Linked DNA regions of Homo sapiens: region 1 is linked to region 2. Evidence: chromatin loops called from intact Hi-C (ENCODE). Cell type or tissue: heart left ventricle. All regions are shown on one strand.

Region 1 (2,500 bases), 400 kb before region 2:
GAGAAACTGTAAAAATCTTATGACAGGAGAGCTTGTAGAAGTTCTTCCTTTAGTCTAGTTTCTTTTAACATCTGAATTCTATGGTTAAACTAATTCAGTAAATGTGACAGGTTTCTTTTTCAGATTCAGCAAACTGGCAGCTATTTTGTTAAGTTTTATAGTTATAAATGGCTTGTAATTGTCACTTGCATAAGTCTATTTTTAATCCTACAACACATCCGTGATGGCAAAATAGGTGGCCGTTACTATGTGCATCATGGCCAGAGCTGTCCAGGCCGGTTTTAGCATTTTCCTGGGCATGTCTAGTATAGACTTCAAGGAGTCAGAATTTAAAGACAGGAATTGTAATGCCTCCTAATTGTCAGTTTTTACTGGGTATAGGAATAATTATTTTTGTATTCATGTAGTTAATGGTTTTGAATGATTATTACATGTTGAATCAGATGTAAATCTGCTGTTCAAGTGGCTACTAAATAGTAACTCATGGAGTTACATCATCTGTTTATCTATGTATGTACATTCAACAATATGTCCTTGGTAAAAAGATTAAAAGAGAAAGGTAGGGGGAGAGCACTTCAACCAGGGTGGATGATTTTCATCTAATGGGAATGAGCAAAATCCTTGAGTAACATTAGAAGGGAGACATGAATCTGGTCTTCTTATATTGGTCTCCTTTCCTGTTTGTGCTTTATTATGAGTGGTTGGTCCCTGAATTCAAGGAATTAATTTCAGCTAGGACTTACCAGAAATACCAGCTATTTTTTCCCATGTTGGACAAAAATCTTAATGTTTTAGATCAGGTATAATTTCCACCATACCACTCTGAAAACTGTCACTTGACACAATTATTTAGAGACCAATTTTAGTTTTATTGAGATGACTAGACAATTTTGCATGATGTTTGCTTGGAGTTTATTTCTCTTGACTGTTTTTATTTATAATCAGATGCAGTCTTTTTCATTACATAAGGGATTTGGACAAATGGCTTGTTTTTGGTTATTTAATATTAGTATAGGTAGTTTCCCCTTTTTGAAGAGAAGTCAAATGTTTATTAAAAGCTTGTAATTTTCCTCTAAAGTCAGTGGATGATTTATGAACCAGCTTTACTTTCCTTGAACTCACAAAGCAAGAATTAGCCTGATTGCAAATAAGCAATCTCAGAATGACCACAAGTGTCAGTGTTTGCCTGCCTTATTTTTCTCCTTCAGTTTTCTTGTGCAGCAGATAGGCATGTTGTTTAAGAATTTCTTTTGACTTGAAAACAAAGCTAAATTTAAGTGTCTCTTTCAGAACTAATTATAGACACCTTTATCTGTTTTAATTCATGCAAACTATTAACAATGAGCATTTACAATCAGCAGTGATTTGGCAAATACTTTATTATGCTTGTGTATTCCTTGGTTTTTCTGAGGCACAGCTGTTTCAGTCAGGAATAATACTCTTAGAGCTGTGGTTCTCAAGGGGGCAGTGGTAGGGGTAGTACTGATTTCTACGAGGTGTTCTAGAAGTTTGTGAGGATGTTTCTAGTTAACAGAATGATTTTTAAGGGCATTTTAGGGCCAGGGTAGGTAGTAGTCCAGTAGTGTGTGGGACAGTCTTTGTAAACAGCAAAGACTAGCTCTGTGTTCTGCAGGACTTCTGAGTGTTTCATTGGCTATCTGTGTAGGTGAAACACTTTTTTATAATTAAGTAAATTTAAAACATTGTTGGAACATAAAGTATATTTTGTTCAGTTTTAACGTGCACTGAATTATCTAGAAATGTAACTACAGTGTACAGTGAGGGAAGCTTGTACTTTGCTTTGTTCTAAACTTGGCCAATGGTTCACCATATCAAAAAATGAAATTGTGTTCATGGCATTTGAGTCACCAATATACCAGTCTATGGGCATTTGTAATTGTTACATTCACTATGACTTTATGTATAGGTATTAGCATCTGGTTAGTATATCTTCTGGTATAATCATGTCTGAGACTTACATACTGAAATGCATATTTTTATCATAAATCTCTCTTTTTGTTTGTTTTTTGAGACAGTCTCGCTCTGTTGCCCAGGCTGGAGTGCAGTGGCGTGATCTTGGCTCACTGCAACTTCCACCTCCCAGTTTCAAGTGATTCTCCTTCGTCAGCCACCCGAGTAGCTGGGATTACAGGCGTGTGCCACCACACTTGGCTAATTTTTGTATTTTTAGTAGAGTCGCGGTTTCGTCATGTTGCAGGCTGGTCTCAAACTCCTAACCTCAAGTGATCTGCCCACCTCGTCCTCCCAAAGTGCGGGGGATTATAGGCCTGAGCCACCACACCTGGCCTCTATCATTAATGTCTTTAAAAATTTTATTTGTATTAGTGTATTAATTTTTAAAATATATATGTAGATTGGTTGTATTACCTGTGCATTTCATTTCAGGTAGTTAAGAGGGGTCATTGTAAAGTATTTCTTATATAAATACTTGTTCCATGTAAAGTAAATATAAAGGGCATGTGTTGAATTTGATAGAACT
Region 2 (2,500 bases):
GTGAGCTGACATCGCGCCACTGCACTCCAGCCTGGGTGACTGAGAGAGACTCTGTCTCAAAAAAAAAAAAAAAAAAAAAAAAAAAAAACCAAAAAACAAAAAAACAAAAACAAAACCTTTGGTGGTAACTGTGACTTATGCAGCAGCATTATAAATACAAACTCTGTGGTATACTGTCAGAGGGGTAGCTATCAGAGGCACTGATGATTCCGGGAATAAATATAGTACTTGTACTGAAGGTTCTTCCACCTTGTTTTCTAAGTTTACTTAATTGGAAAAAGAATCAGTCATTTTTGTTTTTGATTTACCATGATTTATCCCAATACTATTCATTTATGCTTGAAAAATATTTGCTTTTTTTCCTTATAGAACATCAGATATTTTTCAATCAATAGGTTCATTCTTTTATTCAATAAACATTTGTAGAACACCCATTCTCTCTCAGGTACTGTGTTAGACACTGAGATTTAAGGTTTAATTGTAAAGTCAGATGTGTAAACATAAAATGACCACAGCCTGTGGTAACAGCTGTAATATATCTGTAAAAAGGCTCTTTAAACCAGGAATATATAATAGACTTGGTCTGAGGAGTTTGAGCAAGATTCATGGATGCAGCGACATTTTTCTGGGATTTAAAGATTGAGTTTTTAAAAATTAGGAGAAATGTGAGAATAGTTTCTGAAAAAGTGGAGTATATAAAAAAAGCGTGATATGCATGTCTTGCAGGAACAGAGTTGAGCTGGAGGCCATTATCCTTAGCAAACTAATGCAGAAACAGAAAACCAAACACTGCATGTTCCCACTTAAGAGTGGGAGCTAAATGATGAGAACTTACGAACACAAAGAAGGAAACAACAGACGTGGGGGCCTACTTGAGGATGGAGGGTGAAAGGTGCGAGGAGGGAGAGAAGCAGAAAAAAATAAATTGAGTTCTAGGCTTAGAATTCTAATTTCTTCTCAGAGCATGTTCATGGGTTAATATGTTACACTTCTCTCTTCCTATGTTTAGCAACCTGTGCAACTATGAAAAATAACTGATGGTCACACTTTGTATTCTTTCCAACAAATCAAATTATTAAATGATTTACTCAATTGTCATTGTACTTAAGAAATGTTTTCATTTATTGTTTTGAAATGCCTTTTATAGTCTAGTATTACCAAGTGACCTAATTAACTGAAAAACTATATAATCAGCTCTTTAAAAATCCATAAGGCTAAAAAGTAATAAACATAGTAACCCAAGAAATAAAGTATAAATGAATAATATAGAGCAGTGGGAAACTATCTAATAAACATTATTAGTTCAGAAATAGACATTTCATGTTCCTAGTACTAACAAATACTTTGCCAAATAATACTTCTTTCTTGCTGATAGAGATCTATTTGGACTTATTTCTCTATTGAAGTAAATGTGAAAAACTTCCAAAATTTTCTAAGTTTTCTCACCTTGACTTTTATCATTGACATTGTGAAAATGTCATTTTCTTCTCCTAGTGGGGCAATTCAGGAAAAGGACCACAGCATGGACCCTTTCAGAAGAACGCATTTCCGAGGGTTGGCCAGAGGAGATGGGGATGGGAGGCAAAAATTCCAATAAGCGGGTTTCTTTCAAGTTATATTTATGCTAGTCTCATCAGTGCTTTACTGCAGACAAAAGGTCTTTTCAATCCTTTGGATTTTAAAATAAGGGGGGAAATTTATATATATATATGTGTGTATACACACACACACATATATGTGTGTATACACACACACACATATATATATGTGTGTATACACACACACACATATATATGTGTGTATACACACACACATATATATATATGTGTGTATACACACACACATATATATATATACACACACACATATATATATATACACATACACACACACACACACACACACACACACACACACACTGTTTGAAATAGTGCTGTTTCTGCATAAGGAAAGCTGTAGAGGCAGCCAAGCCATCTGCTGGTGCACCAGGGGCCAGGCTCAGCTGCAGAGTGTCAGTGTATCTCCTGGATGATGGCAGAAATAGGAAAGTGGACTTGAAGCAATGCAAGGGACTAGCCCAGGCTTATTCTCTTCCACAGTTTGTTAGGTGCGTATTATGGCCCCTAACTGCATGCTGCCTGTGACCTTTGAAAAGTCACTCCATTCCATTAGGAACTGATAAGTTTTTCACATGCAAGGAGCCCTCCTTTCCCTCTGCAGGGAAACACAAAGTGATTATGATGGCATTTGACTTGCATGCTTTCCTGCTGAGAGAAAGGGTTTGCGATCCTGGCACGTAGGGAGAGAGGACGACAAAGTGGGATAAAATATGCCAGAAAGAGCAGTGAAGCAGATCTAATATTTCTCTAAGGGGATGTTATTATGTATTTTCCAGAGGTGGATTTTAGCTTGGGTGACACAGACGGCTGCCTGGAGTCCTTGGCACTCTCCTCCTGCCACTGACTGGGGAATGCTGTGCTCCAGGTGCTGGTAGAAAGCC

What was found. Hi-C counts contacts between places; a loop is a spot of excess contacts. Peaks named below come from ENCODE experiments on the same cell type or tissue, not always from the same donor. Only the 100,000 strongest peaks of a DNase experiment are listed, where the experiment ranks them.
Region 1: it touches region 2 in a loop (5-fold over the local background); 5 of 110 quality-filtered maps call a loop at or near these places.

What each region holds. Positions count from the first base shown.
Region 1 is chr1:193,189,379-193,191,878 of GRCh38, forward strand. All of the region lies in intron 10 of CDC73 (cell division cycle 73), which reads left to right. Among named protein-coding and RNA genes, the nearest start is that of B3GALT2, 4.0 kb to the left of the region's middle. In heart left ventricle, a CTCF peak has its summit at 1,173; no DNase peak of the experiment used is centred here; H3K27ac peaks cover 573 bases.
Region 2 is chr1:193,586,398-193,588,897 of GRCh38, forward strand. The region is part of intron 3 of LOC124904475 (a long non-coding RNA gene); the gene reads left to right. Among named protein-coding and RNA genes, the nearest start is that of LINC01031, 280 kb to the left of the region's middle. In heart left ventricle, no CTCF peak of the experiment used is centred here; no DNase peak of the experiment used is centred here; H3K4me3 peaks cover 397 bases; H3K27ac peaks cover 576 bases.